Regions from separate parts of the Homo sapiens genome. Here region 2 is linked to region 1. Evidence: read pairs that join two places in POLR2A ChIA-PET (ENCODE). Cell type or tissue: B cell. All regions are shown on one strand. Links, peaks and the distances in the headings refer to the core of each region. The heading gives the core; the rest is flanking DNA.

The links. Peaks named below come from ENCODE experiments on the same cell type or tissue, not always from the same donor. Only the 100,000 strongest peaks of a DNase experiment are listed, where the experiment ranks them.
Region 2: POLR2A ChIA-PET joins it to region 1 with 5 read pairs; 3 of 35 experiments call an interaction of 5 or more read pairs at or near these places.

The regions. Positions count from the first base shown.
Region 1 is chr22:38,459,039-38,466,560 of GRCh38, reverse strand. It overlaps LOC124905116 (a long non-coding RNA gene), which reads left to right and starts at 4,893. Exons shown (of 2, transcript XR_007068096.1): 1 at 4,893-5,074. RefSeq lists enhancers at 656-1,157, 2,584-3,083, 4,654-5,154. In B cell, for the core only: no CTCF peak of the experiment used is centred there; a DNase peak (open chromatin) is centred at 4,900; H3K27me3 peaks cover 2,132 bases.
Region 2 is chr22:38,646,898-38,654,397 of GRCh38, reverse strand. FAM227A (family with sequence similarity 227 member A) reads left to right here. Exons shown (of 17, transcript NM_001013647.2): 2 at 4,136-4,371. The coding sequence starts at 4,230. Among named protein-coding and RNA genes, the nearest start is that of FAM227A, 5.7 kb to the left of the region's middle. In B cell, for the core only: no CTCF peak of the experiment used is centred there; no DNase peak of the experiment used is centred there.

The sequences.
Region 1 (7,522 bases), core at 3,801-6,300:
AACCACCGCGCCCAGCCAAGGCAGTCCTTTGAGACCCCAAACGCAGTCCAAAGACCAGCAGCATTGCTACCGCTTGTTGGGAATGCAGAATCTCAGCCCCTCCCCAGGCATTCCCGGGTGAATCAGACTCCGATGTGCACACGAATCCCCTGGGGATCGTGTTTAACTGTAAAGTTCCAAAGGCACTCATCTAAACAGCACTGTGAGGAAGCAGTGGCCTCATTCTCATTTCACACATGGGGAAAGCGAGGCAGGGAGGCTAAATAACTTGCTTGAGGTCACACAGACACCAAGCAGTCCTGTAGCCCAGATTCCAACACACGGTCTACCATGAAATCATTCCCTTACACTGTGGGTTGCCATGGCAGGTGATGAGCACCCTGTCGCGAGAGGTGGGTGAGCGGCCGGTGGACGCTCATTTGTCAGAGACTCAGCAGCAGGCCCTCCTGCCCTGGCAGGGAGGTGGTGACCCCAATAGCCGTCAAGTACTGAGCATCTGGGTGCCAGGCATGGGTCAGGCCTGTTACTCAGGTTCTTTCCATCAACAGGCACGTGGTTCAGCGGCCTTCAGAGCCTCGCTTTGCAGGGGATGAACCTCGAGGTCCAGGGAGGTGAGGTGCCTAGACCAGGTCCCTCTGGGAGGAGGAGCCAGGCGCTCATCCCTGAGCTGCGGCAGGTTCCGAATGGCCCTTCTGTTCCCCGCTCCCCTCCAACCCTGCCCAGATGCCTCCTCCTCAGCCGGTGCCCAGAGAAGGCGGAGGCTATTTAAATCCCTCAGGTGTGGCTGCGGTTGTCTCTGCCCAACCAGCTGGCATTTCCTTCTCAGCGCCCACCTCCTCCCCAAGCCAGAGAAAAGCACGTGCAAGTGCCATTTGGTGAAAACATCTGTCCTCCTGGGAAGCAGCCCCCACTGTGTGTGTTGGGGGGGACGTGGGGCTGGAATGAGGCTGGATCCTCCCCTTCCCTTTATTTCCTCAAGACCACAGGGAAACTGGCCAAGGCCAGGGAGAGTCTGAGGAGGGACCGTGGTGCTGGAGGGGAAGGAACCCAAGCTGAATGGCTCCAGGGGCTAGACCTTGTCCCAGGCCTGCCACTGTGGCCTTGAGCCTGCCACGTCCCCTCTCTGGGCCTCAGCTTTCTCATCTGATAAATGGGAAAAATAAAGACAGATGTAGGCCAGTCACGGTGGTTCACACCTGTAATCCCAGCACTTTGGGAGGCAGAGGCAGGGGGATCACTTGAGGCCAGGAGTACAAGACCAGTCAAGGCAACACAGCAAGACTTGTCTCTACAAAAAATTAAGAAAACAGAAAATAAAAAAAAGATTAGCCGGGCATGGTGACAAACCTGTGGCTCCAGCTACTTGAGACGCTGAAGCAGGAGGATCGCTTGAGCCCAGGAGTTGAACGCGGCAGTGAGCTATGATTACATCACTGTATTCCAAACTAAGTGACAGAGTGAGACCTTGTCTCAAAAAGAAAAAACTAAAAAGAGGCCAGGCGCAGTGGCTCATGCCTGTAACCTCAGCACTTTGGGAGGCCAGGTGGGCAAATCTCTTGAGCCCAGGAGTTTGAGACAAACCTGGGCGACCTGGTGAAACTCTATTGCTACAAAAAAAAAAAAAAAAAAAAGACAAAAATTATGGCCAGGCACAGTGGCTCACGCCTGTAATCTCAGCACTTTGGGAGGCTGAGGTGGGCGGATCACCTGAGGTCAGGAGTTCGAGACCAGCCTGACCAATATGGTGAAACCCCGTCTCTACTAAAAATACAAAGATTAGCCGGATTAGTGGCGAGCGCCTGTAATCCAAGCTACTTGGGAGGCTGAGGCAGGAGAATCGCTTGAACCCAGGAGGCAGAGGTTGCAGTGAGCCAACACCAGGCCACTGCACTCCAGCCTGGGTGACAGAGTGAGACTCCGTCTCAAAAAAAAAAAAAAAAAAAACACACACACAAATTAGCCAGGCGTGGTAGCACGTGCCTATAGTTACAGCTTCTTGAGAGGCTGAGTTGGGAGGATCACCTGAGCCTGGGAGGTCAAGGTTGCAGTGAACTGAGATTGCGCTACTCTACTTGAAACTGGGCGTGGGTGACAGTGAGACCCTGTCTCAAAAAGAAATGAAGTATTGCAGGTGCTTAGCCATTGCTCTTTGCATCCAGTTTTCCTGATGTCCCTATGAAATGGATACTATGTCCTTATTTTACAGATGAGGAAATCGGGGCTCAAATTTGTCTCTTGCTCCCCAAGGTCAGTCACATGGCTCTCCTCTCCCCAAAGTCCTAAGGCTCTGTCCACAGTAATTAGCCCCACCTCTTTTGTGCCCACTAGGCTCCCAGGTGGAGACTTTCAAAGCTCCCCATGGAGAAAAGGGGAAACCCTTTACTCACGGAAAACATTTGGCTCTAGCCCCTGCCAGCACTCTGGCCACCTGCATGGTCATTCACGATCTGTCCCTGCTGCTGGGTGGATTCCAGCAAGTCCCTCACGTCTCTGAGCCTCAATTTCCCAACACTCAAAAATGTGCCTGCTGCAGGGGAAAGCAAAGAGGGAAATTTCCTTTAGCTCAAAGGGCAAGGACTGTTTTCTTCTCACTTAACAAAGCAAATTCTACGTTCAAAGTCAGATTTATGGAAGAGAGAATGGGGGACTTGCTCAATTATTTTTTAAAAATAGGTATATATAATCTCTCTCGCTCGCTCTCTTTTTCTGGTCCTAGCCCTTTCTTATATTTCACCACTGTTTGGAATATCCTGCAAACTGCCTCCAATTCTGTGTGGAAGGAAATAGGGGTGTAAAGTGAAAATCACTCCACTTAATTGGCTGTCTCTCACCGGGCAGGGGCCTGGAAGGAAAGCTATGTCCCGGGCTTCCGGGGCTCCCTAGAGCTTCCTCTAGGCCGCCAAGTCTTCCTCTGGCCTAGGCGAGTGGACGCTCCCCCGTGGAAGGAATGACCTCTTCCCAGGCAGCCCCTGAGGTCCCGCCCGCCCGGAGGCGCGGACGAGTCCATTTCCTAACCGAGTGCGGGGTGGGCCCAGCCTTCCTCTCCCTGCGGTTCCACCCCAGGTGTTCGGGAAGCTCTTTCCCCAGCTCAATATATTTTGAGTGACAGGAGGCAGGGGCAGCGGGCCGCATTTTACTGACACACCAAGGTTATAAACACCAAGGTTCAAAACCTCTCTTCCCGTTTTAGTTACAAACACATTTACTGAAGACCAGCTGGGCACCAGGCGCCTTGAGGGTTGAACTTAGGTGCAGCCTCCAGGGGCCTTTCTGGTGCTGTGGGAGGTGGGTGCCTGTGCACGGACTGGACCGCACAGAGGAAAAATGGCAATCACTGTCTGTTGGAGGGAGTCCCTGGGAGGACTGCTCTTAAAGAAGGCTTTAGGGCAAATGATGCTCTAGTGGGCTTTGGAGGGTGTGTAGGAGCTTGCCTCGGAGACAAAACCTTGGGGAAGAGAAGAGAGTCCCCAGTAGAAGGTACTAATTGCACAAAGGCGAGGAGATAAGACGTGGCCTGCCCCCCCGCCCCTCAGTGCCTTTTACTTGTACCATTCATTATTATTTATTATTATTATTATTTTCAGACGGAGTCTCACTCTCTCACCCAGGCTGGAGTGCAGTGGTGCGATCTCAGTTTACTGCAACCTCCACCTCCCGGGTTCAAGCGATTCTCCTGCCTCAGCCTCCGGAGTAGCTGGGATTACAGGCGCCTGCCACCACGCCCGGCTAATTTTTGGATTTTTAGTAGAGACAGGGTTTCACCATGTTGGTCAGGCGGGTCTCTTAAGTCCTTACATCAGGTGATCCACCTGCCTCGGCCTCCCAAAGTGCTGGGATTACAGGCGTGAGCCACCGCGCCCGGCCTGTAGAGGCCAAGGAAGGGAAGAAGGAAAAGATGAGCATTAAGGTTAGACAGATGAGTTAGGCCCTCAAACTCCACCACCTAAGAGCTATCTGAATTTAGACTAGCTAATCTCTCCAAGTTATAGTGTTCACATCATTAACCTGGGTATAAACCAAGTACCGACCTCATACAATAGTTATCCGGGTTAAAGTTAGCTAAATATCTAAAGCGATTTGCAAGATATAAACCACGCAATGCACGTCACCTCAGCTCCTTGCTTCCCTTCACAGGCAACTGAGGCCCAAAGAGGGTCTGCCAGAGCAGAGAGGGGCAAAAACAGACAACTCCAGGGTTTCAGATGGTGACCTCTCCCTCACTGGTTTATTCCTGAAGATGTGAGACTTCTAGGGCCTGGAAGTCTTCTGTGTCTTGATCATGGTGGTGGTAACACGAGTTTTATGAGTATGTCTGAAAAATTAATCGAGCTGTACCTTTTTTTTTCTTTTTAAGAGACAGGGTCTCGCCTTGTTGCTCAGGCTGGAGGAGGAGTGCAGTGACAGGAATGATAGCTCACTGCAGCCTCGAACTCCTGGGCTCAAGCCATTCTCCCGGCTCGGCCTCCCGAGTAGCTGGGACTACAGGTGCACGCCATTACACTGTTATTTTTTTCTAAAAGACAGGGTCTCGCTATGTTGCCCAGGCTGGTCTCGAACTCCTGGGCTCAAGTGAGCCTCCCGCCTCGGCCTCCCAAAGTGCTGGATTACAGGCGTGCGCCACCGCGCCCCGCAGAGCTGTACTTTTAAGATGTTCGCTGTACTATTTGTAAGTTACACCTCAATTAAAAAGAAAAGCATAATAACCCGGGCCGCGACGCCCCCACCCCTCGCCGCTGGCGACAGGTGTCTCTCGGTGACCAAAACGCGGCTCTCAGCGCGCGGAGTCGTGCGCCTCGCGGAGGCCCTGGCGAGGTTCCTACGGCAACCGCAAGCCGCTCGCAGCGTCTCCAGAGTGACGAGGCGCGAACGAAGACCCGGAGCCCGGATTCAGGAGTCACAGAGCGAGGCTGGAGAGAGACCGCGGCTGGCCAAACGAGGAGGGGAGAGGCTGGGCCACCCTTCGTCCTTGCGCTGGCATTCCGAGGACTTCCGGCAAACACCACTCCCCAGCCCTGACGGTGGCCACAAGCCGCTGCTTGAAAACACCCCTGGGGATTCATTCTCAGCTTTCCAGGTGGGAAGATGGAGGGCCTGGCTGCCCCCCCAGTAACTCGGGGCTCATCAGGGGCAGAGCTAGGCCCTGCACCCGGTGGCCTCCTTCCAAGTTCGTGCAGTGCAGCCAAGTGCCAGGCACTGGGGCTGGGTGCTGGCACCCCCTTGGGTTATGGGTCCAGCTCTGCTAGTAACTTACTGTGTGGTCGTGGAGTTCTCTCTCCTCTCTGAGACTCAGACATGGGGACACCTCCACCAGTATCTCAGAGTAGCTGTTACCAAGCGTGTGAAATAATGGAGTGTGAAAGCGGCTCACCAACTGGAACGTGCCTTGCGCATGCCACAGACCATCACAGTTGCCACCCAATTGCCATCTTGTCCTCTTTATCGCCCCAGCCCCTGGGGCTCAGAAATCTCTGTGCCCAGAAGTTTCAAGTCTGCGGGTGAGAGTCTACTCCACTTTCCCCTTCGAGAAGTGGGTCCAGGGCAGCTCTCCTGAGCACCAGTCATCATCTAGTCCCCAGACTTAAAGGGGTTCAGAGAGACACAACCCTTCATCCACCTGCCTGCCACCTCCTCCTTACCCTCTGCCCTGTGGTTGTAGAAGTTCCCCACTAAGTAAGGATTTCTGGAAACCCTAAGACACAGCACCCCAGACAGAGTCTACTGGGTAACACAACTGATTGCCCTTTAGATGCCACAGGCTGGGCATGTGTTTGGACAGTTGTGTGTATCTGTGAATATGTGTGTCCATGTGCTGTGAGGGTATATGTACACTGGTGTGTGTGTGTGTCCGTGTGCCTGGCATGCATATATTGGTGTACGTGTGTATTTGGGATGGGTGTGTGAATATGTGGATATAAAAGCATGTCTTTGCGGCTCCATGGTGTGTGTGTGCAGGTGGATGTTGTGTAGTTGTGGCAGACGTTTACCCGTGCATCTGATGCAGCTTTGCTGATGTGTGTGTACCCCTCGGTGGGCATGCGTGGGACTGTATTTGTGGTGTGTACAGTGGATGTGGAGAACTGTGATAACCTGTAATTGTGTATGTGTGGGAGTGTGCTGGGGGGTCTTGGGTGCGGGGGTTCTGCTCCCCCCTCTCCTATCACCTGAGTGACCTTCTTCCCTAGCTGAGGACTGTGACTGAGATCACAGGCATGCATGGGACAGCTCCTGCCCTTCCACAGACCTGTGGCTGCCCAGGTCTTGGGCCAGGGTGGGCACCAGGGGCCAGGGTGGGTGGGTGAGCCTAGGGCGAACACTCATGTGCCACCCCCTCCCTGCCTGGTCTCCTCCCCTCCCCACAGCAGGAGCAGCAGCGGGAAAGGTTGGCGGAGGGGGGCTATTTTGGGAGCGTCTCCTTAGCAACAGCTGCCACGGCCGTCTGTGGCGGTTTTTCTATAGGTGCTAAAATATTCCACCCTGGTGACTACTGAGTGCTGGGGGGTGGGCGAGGGTGGAGGTGGAGGGCAGGAGAGACCCCTACAGTCCTCTGTCCCCAGGGCACAGCCTGCTGGGATGGGTTCTGGGCCTCTGGCCCCCCAGTGTCCCTTTAATCACCTCTGGACCTCACCCCCTGGAAGCTCCTGGGACTTTAGAGCTCCGAGGCAGGCCAGCTGTGTCCTGATCTGATTTCTAATCTAAGTATCTGGGCTACCTCAGTTTGCCTCATCTGCAGAATGGGCTGGCTGGACCTTTTTTTTTTTTTTTTTTTTTTTTTTTGAGATGGAGTCTTGCTCTGTAGCCCAGGCTGGAGTGCAGTGGCGCGATCTCAGCTCACTGCAACCTCTGCCTCCCGGGTTCAAGTGATTCTCCTGCCTTCGCCTCCCGAGTAGCTTGGATTACAGATGCGCACCACAGTGCCTGGCTAATTTTTGTATTTTTAGTAGAGTCGAGGTTTCACCATGTTAGCCAGGCTGGCCTCAAACACCTGACCTCAAGTGATCTGCCCGCCTCGGCCTCACAAAGTGCTGGGATTACAGGCGTGAGCCACCGCGCCCGGCCCTGGCTGAACTTTAAGACACTCTCTAGGACAAAAACCTCTGGCCTCTGTGACTCTAGCATTTTGAAGTGGCCTTTTCCGTCTCCTCCCCAGCTGTCCACCTGCCTGGCCCAAGTTGCCCTCCCTTCCACTCCTCTCAGCCCTCTACACAGGCTCTCAGGGCCCCTGTAGGACCCAGGAGGTGTGAGCAGGACCCCACAGTAAATCGGTTAGTGAGTGCTCTGCTAGCCTGGAATGACCTTTCCCCAGAAAGTGGAAGTTGAGCCTGGTTCAAATCCTGGCCCAGACAGTTGCTTACTGCCTGACCCCAGACAAGCCACTTCCCCTCTCTGTGTGTCAGTTCAGAGTCCTCACCTGTGAGGTAAAGACAGGCATAGCCCGTACCCCACGGAGATCTTGTGAGGATCAAAGGAGAGAATGGAGAATGGAGATGGCCAGGACGTTTTACCAAAGTGTATGGTGGACAGA
Region 2 (7,500 bases), core at 4,236-6,735, 190 kb before region 1:
TACATTTTGGATGGCATATTATTTCCGCTCCCCATTTTTTCTTTTTTTTTGAGACCGAGTTTTGCTCTTGTTGCCCAGGCTGGAGTGCAGTGGCGCGATCCGGCTCACTGCAAGCTCCGCCTCCTGGGTTCAAGCAATTCTCCTGCCTCAGCCTCCAGAGTAGCTGGGACAACAGGCGCCTGCCATCACACCCGGCTAGTTTTTTGTATTTTTAGTGGAGACGGGGTTTCACCGTGTTAGCCAGGATGGTCTGGATCTCCTGACCTCGTCATCCGCCTGCCTCGGCCTCCTAAAGTGGTGGGATTACAGGTGTGAGCCACCGCGCCCGGCCCTGCTCCCCTTTATCTAATTAACTTGTGCTCCTCCTTTAGCACCTTGATCTCCTTGTATGGTCAAAACACACTATTATGTCATCTTACAGTGTTGTTCCCTTTGAAGTAGTGATGACAGTTATAACTCATAATTATGATTTACGTAATTGACTCATTGTCCTGTCTCCTCCAGTAGATGTAAGCCCCTTGAGGGCAGGGACCAAGTCTGGTTTAGTTCACTTTCCTGTCCCGAGTATGAGCATGCTGCTTGCTTATGGTAGGTACTCAGTAAATAATCATTTCATCCACAGTCCTCAACCTTTTTGGCTTCAGGAACCAGTTTCATGGAAGACAATTTTTACACAGACCTGGGATGGGGGGGATGGTTTTGGGATGATTCAAGAGCATTACAGGCCGGGTGCGGTGGCTCATGCCTGTAATCCCAGCACTTTGGGAGGCTGAGACAGGCAGATCACGAGGTCAGGAGTTTGAGACCAGCCTGACCAACATGGTGAAACCCCATCTCTACTAAAAATACAAAAATTAGCCAGGCATGGTGGCGTGCACCTGTAATCCCAGCTACTTGAGAGGCCGAGGCAGGAGAATCACTTGAACCCAGGAGGCGGAGTTTGCACTGAGCCAAGATTGTGCCATTGCATTCCAGCCTGGGCAACAAGAGTGAAACTCTGTCTCAAAAAAAAAAAAAAAAGCATTACATTCATTGTGCACTTTATTTCTACTGTTATTACATTGTAACATATAATAAAATAATTCTACAACTCACCATAATGTAGAATCAGTGGGAGCCCTGAGCTTGTTTTCCTGGAACTAGACAGTCTATCTGGGAGTGCTGAGAGACAGTGACAGATCATCAGGCATTAGATTCTCATAAGGAGCACACAACCTAGGTCTCTTGCATGCACAGTTCATAATAGGGTTTGCACTCCTATGAGAATCTAATGTTGAAGCTCATCTGACAGAAGGCAGAGCTCAGGCAGTCATGTGAGGAATGGGGAGTGGCTGTAAATACAGACAAGCTTCTCTCACTCACCTGCCACTCACTTCCTGCTGTGTGGCCTGGTTCCTAACAGGCCACAGACCTACACCCATCCATGGCCCTGGGGTTGGGGACCCCTGATTGTATGACTGAGGGTTATACTAAAAAGTCTGTCAGATGCTAAAGTCAGCATTTTTTTTTTTTTTTTTTTTTGAGATGGAGTCTTGCTCTGTCACCCAGGCTGGAGTGAAGTGGTGTGATCTCGGCTCACTGCAAGCCCCGCCTCCCAGGTTCACGCCATTCTCCTGCCTCAGCCTCCCTGGTAGCTGGGACTACAGGAGCCCGCCACCACGCCAGGCTAATTTTTAGTAGAGACGGAGTTTCACCATGTTAGCCAGAATGGTCTCGATCTCCTGACCTCGTGATCCACCTGCCTCGGCTTCCCAAAGTGCTGGGATTATAGGCGTAAGCCACCACGCCCGACCTTTTTTTTTTTTTTCTTGAGATGGAGTCTCGCTCTGTCGCCCAGGCTGGAGTGCAGTGGCGTGATCTCGGCTCACTGCAAGCTCCGCCTCCTGGGTTCACGCCATTCTCCTGCCTCTGTCTCCCAAGTAGCTGGGACTGTAGGTGCCCGCCACCATGCCCGGCTAATTTTTTGTATTTTTTAGTAGAAACGGGGTTTCACCATGTTAGCCAGATGGTCTCGATCTCCTGACCTCATGATCTGCCTGCCTCGGCCTCCCAAAGTGCTGGGATTACAGGTGTGAGCCACTGCGCCTGGCCTAAAGTCAGCGTTGTTTTTATATGCTCAAATATATTAACTTTTTTGTTATTTTAATTTTTCTTTTTTTCATATCGCCTCTTCTGAGAAGCATCAAATATGTTAACTTTATTTATTTATTTTGAGACAGGGTCTTACTCTGTCTTTCAGGCTGGAATGCAGTGGCATGATCTCAGCTCACTGCAACCTCCACCTCCCAGGTTCAAGCGATTCTCCTGCCTCAGCCTCCCTAGTAGCTGGGATTACAGGGGCCTGCCACCATGCCCAGCTAATTTTTGTATTTTAGTAGAGATGGCGTTTCACCACGTTGGCCAGGCTGGTCTCGAACTCTTGACCTCATGATTCGCCTGCCTCGGCCTCCCAAAGTGCTGGGATTACAGGCGTGACCCACCACGCCCAGCCCAAATATGTTAACTTTAAACAGGGCATTTGAATCTTGACTGCCAGAATGTGTGCTCCATGAGGGCAGAAGGTTTCTTACTCTTCCACTCTTCTGCCCTGCCCCCAGCACATCATATTGCTTGCCACAGGGTAGATATTTAAGGAAGCTAGTTTTCTTCCCTCTCCTTTTATCCTCCCCAAGTAATGGCAGTAAAAACTTACCATGTTTCAGAGAATACCTAAAATGGTATGAAATATTCAGAAGGGGCTGGGAGTGGTGGTTCACGCCTGTAATCCCAGCACTTTGAGAGGCCAAGGTGGGTGGATCACCTGAGGTCAGGAGTTCGAGACCAGCCTGGCCAAAATGGTGAAACCCCATCTCTACTAAAAATACAAAAATTAGGCAGTTGTGGGTGGCAGGTACCTGTAGTCGCAGCTACACGGGAGGCTTGAATCCAGGATGTCAAGGCTGCAGTGAGTGAGCCAAGATCGCGCCACTGCACTCCAGTCTGGACGACAGAGCAAGACGCTGTCTCAAAACAAACAAACAAACAAACAAAAAACCATGGTAAGTCTAAAAGGAATCACAGTTAATCCATAATTTGCCTAGTGGAGAAAGCAGTAGAAGCAAATCATTCCAGTTCACTATTGTGAGTCCTGTGATAGATGAATGCAGAACCTTGGGCTTTGCAGAGGAGGCATGGTGCTAATGGCTTGGAATTATTTGAGAAGGTTTCCACAGATATGTCACCTGGGCGTAGTCCAACAGAGGGAACCACATCTGGAAAGGCATAGAGGTAGGAAGAGCATTGTGTGGTCAGGGAGCAGGAAGAAGTTCTGCGGGTCTGGCATGTAAGATGCATGTCTGTGGAGAAGATGGAGCAAAGGCCTGAACCGGAGGAGAGGGAAGGAGAGTATGGTGAAAGGGCATTTGAGTTCATGTTCCCACCAAACTCAACGTTTTCTCTGTCCTTCCGTTATGTATGAGCTTCTAGAGGGCAGGATCTAAGTCTTTTGCTGTATTATAACGAGGCCTATCACACTAGACTCTGGACATAGAGGGCCCACAGATGGAAGTAATGGGTTCCTGGCCAACAAGCAAGGACCCAGGAGAGCTGTTAGACCAGAGTGTTGCAGAGCCAAGGAGGAAGAGTAGGGTTGGGGCCAGTTTTCTGAGAGGGAGCAGAAAGCTTCAGGTTGATCAGGAGCCTCGCGCTGAGGAGATGGACCCCTTATTCTAGAATCACAGCATCGGAAAGCTGGAGAGAGCCTTAGGGTCACCTAATCCAAATCTCTTTTAGAGTTGGGACTCAGAGAAGCAAAGAGATCTGATTTCATTTCTCGTTTGGGAACTGACTTGCTGAGTGGTCTGGAGTAGTCTGGAGCCCTGGCCTTTTCCGCATTCTAGTTTCCTTATTTTTAAAACTAGAACAATTTTCATCATGGGGGAGGGGCAGAGGGAGAGTCAGGCATCAGACATTGGAAGAACAAGTCCATATACCTTGAAATCCTCATTTAAGAATAGGCTTCTCAGACGGAACCCTTTCATTCCCCATGCAGGCATGGGACATGTGCTTTGCCATCAACCCTGTGTAGCTGGGGAACATGGTTGGGCTTTTCTTCTTGTGTTTTCTGAGCTGGCTCTATGCTGTTTATGATTTCCAGGAGGCTGATTAAACAAACGACAAGATTGGAGTGGGAAATGAGAGGCTCTTAAAAGTGGAAGCTTTTTGTTTGTCCATTTACAAGAAATTGGACAATGAATCACTTCAGGAAGATGGAGGTCATCAACCTCACCACCCTACCTATGATACCAGTGGATGAGCACCTGGCTGTCTCGCTTGTCGCACGGAATACAATGGTGAAGACTGTGAGGAAGGAGTTAGAGAACAATCCACCCTGTATCCTTCTGGTGATGTCACCTACAATCAGACCAAATACACCTAACTTGAGTCATGCCACAGAGATCTAATCAGTGCTCAGGTCTATAATGCACATTACTTATTAGCTTGTCCCTTATACATTCATTTTTTCTTTTCTTTTCTTTCTTTTTTTTTTTTGAGATGGAGTTTCACACTGTTACCCAGGCTGGAGTGCAGTGGCACAGTCCCAGCTCACTGCAACCTCTACCTCCCAGGTTCGAGCAGTTCTCCTGCCTCAGCCTCCTGAGTAGCTGAAATTACAGGTGCCTGCCACCACACCTGGCTAATATTTTATATTTTTAGTAGAGATGGGGTTTCACCATGTTGGCCAGGCTGGTCTTGAACCCCGGACCTCAAGTGATCCACCTGCCTCGGCCTCCCTAAGTGCTGGGATTACAGTCATGAGCCACCTCGCCCAGCCATATTCCTTTTTTTTTTTTGAGACAGAGTCTCACTCTGTTGCCCAGGCTGGAGTGCGGTGGTGCAGTCTCAGTTCACTGCAACCTCCACTTCCCAAGTTCAAGTGATTCTCCTGCCTCAGCCTCCCGAGTAGCTGGGATTACAGGCGCCTGTCACCATGTCCAGCTAATTTTTTGTATTTTTAGTAGAGATGGGGTTTCACCATGTTGGCCAGGCTGGTCTTGAACTCCTGACCTCAGGTGATCTGCCCGCCTTGACCTCCCAAAGTGCTGGGATTACAGGCATGAGCCACCGCATCTGGCCAGATACATTTTTTCAATTACTTAAACTCTACCCATCCTCTAAAAGAATTTGAGACTGTGAAGGACTGTTTGACTCCAGTATTTTTTACTAACATAATCAGAAAGAGCCCCAAAGGAAGAAGCTCTGGAAGTATTTGTGGAAAGAATGGGGAAGAATATTTTAAAAGCTAATTTTAAAAAGTGGTTGCCATCTTTCCCTTCTATCTCCCAAAGAATTATAGATGTTATTGATAGCAACTAAGAAATTGTGGTGCAACCCTCCACCCTCAGACAGATGAGCATGAAACCCAGCTTTTTCTTTTTTTTTTTTTTGAGACAGAGTCTCACTCTGTTGCTCAGGCTGGAGTGCAGTGGCATAGACTCGGCTCACTGCAACCTCTGCCTCCCAGGTTCAAGGGATTCTTCTGCCTCAGCCCCCAAGTAGCCGAGATTACAGGCACCCACCACCACGTCTGGCTAATTTTTGTATTTTTAGTAGAGACGGGGTTTCACCATGTTTGTCAGGCTGGTCTCGACCTCCTGACCTCAGGTGGTCCACCCACCTCAGCCTCCCAAAGTGCTGGGATTACAGGCGTGAGCCACCGCACCCAACCTTTAGCCCATTTTTAAATCAGGTTGTGTATTTTCTTACTGTCGAGTTTTTAAGAGTTCTTTAAATATTTTGTTTGTTTGTTTCTGAGACAGAGTCTCACTCTGTCGCCCGGGCTGGAGTGCAGTGGCATGATCTCGGCTCACTGCAACCTCCACCTCCCGGGTTCAAGCAGTTCTCCTGCCTCAGCCTCCCAGGTAGCTGGGATTACAGGCATGTGCCACCACGTCTGGCTAATTTTGTATTTTTAGAAGAGACAGGGTTTCTCCATGTTGGTCAGGTTGGTCTCGAACTCCTGACCTCAGGTGATCCGCCTGCCTCAGCCTCCCAAAGTGCTTGGGATTACAGGCATGAGCCACTGCACCCAGCCTTTTTTTTTTTTTTTTTTTAATCAAGTTGACCTTGCCTCTTCTCACCTGCCAGCCCTTCTCCCTGGCCCCAAATCTGCTCCTTCTGGCATCGTCCAGGCTCTACCAGCATCTTACTGCCCTGGCCCTGTCTTCGTTCATCCTCTTCTCACTTCTGACCCTGAGTTGTATTCCAGGGTCACAGAACTCCATCTCTGGAGGACCTTACAGCTCGTCCAGTAAATAACCCTCTCGGACTATAAATAACCCCAGGTCTTTCCATCTCCTGTGGAGCTCATTTACCTTCAAGCCATCCTGCCAGCTCAGCTGCATGTACCACTCTGCCCCCCTCACCTTCCTTGCCTCTCAGAAGCCCTTCTTAAGATGAGGCAAAGTGTGATCCCATCAGAATTTGCTTCAGGGTCTCACTTTGCAGGGCTGCTTTCTAATGTCCCCTCTTTCTTCTTAATCCCACACCTAAGAAGTCCATTTTACCTGCTGTGATTTGTCATGTCCCTTCTTGGTATCTTCCTTTTTCAAGTATCCTCCAATTTGTAAGAACACTTGAGGGTAATGAAAGTAAGAGTGAACCTTGCTTTATGTGAAGGGAGTGAGGGGTGATAGGATTATGGGGGTTTTACAAAGGATATATCCTAGATCAATTGAGGCTAAGACAGAAAGAAATATAAAAGCTGAGAGGGTAGGAAGAGGGGCCATAGAACTGAACAGATTTTAAGTGATAAACAAGGTTGAGATACCCTTTGACGCCGTCATCTGTCCCCTGAAAATCTCTCATAAAGAAATACTCTAAAATATGGAAACAGCTCTCTGTGACATCACACATGCATCACAGCATTATTTATTTTTCTTTTTTTTGTTGTTTCGTTGTTTTGTTTTTTTTTGTCACTCAGGCTGGAGTGCAGTGGCGCAATCTCAGCTCACTGCAACGTCCGCCTCCTGGGTTCAAGAGATTCTCCTGCCTCAGCGCTCAAGTAGCTGGGACTATAGGCGTCTGCCACCATGCCCTGCTAATTTTTGTATTTTTAGTAGAGACGGGATTTCACCATGTTGGCCAGGCTAGTCTCGAACTCCTGACCTCAAGTGATCCACCTGCCTCAGCCTCCCAAAGGGCTGAGATTACAGGCGTGAGCCACCGTGCCTGGCACACAGCATTGTTTTGTTTTATTTTATTTATTTTTGAGATGGAGTCTCGCACCATCGCACGGGCTGGAGTGCCGTGGCACGATCTTGGCTCACTGCAACTTCCACCTCCTGGTTCAAGCGATTCTCCTGCCTGAGCCTCCCAAGTAGCTGGGATTACAGGCACCCGCCACCACGCCCAGCTAATTTTTTGTATTTTTAGTAGAGACGGGGTTTCACTATGCTGGCCAGGCTGGTCTCAAACTCCTAACATCGTGATCTGCCCGCCTCAGCCTCCCAAAGTGCTGGG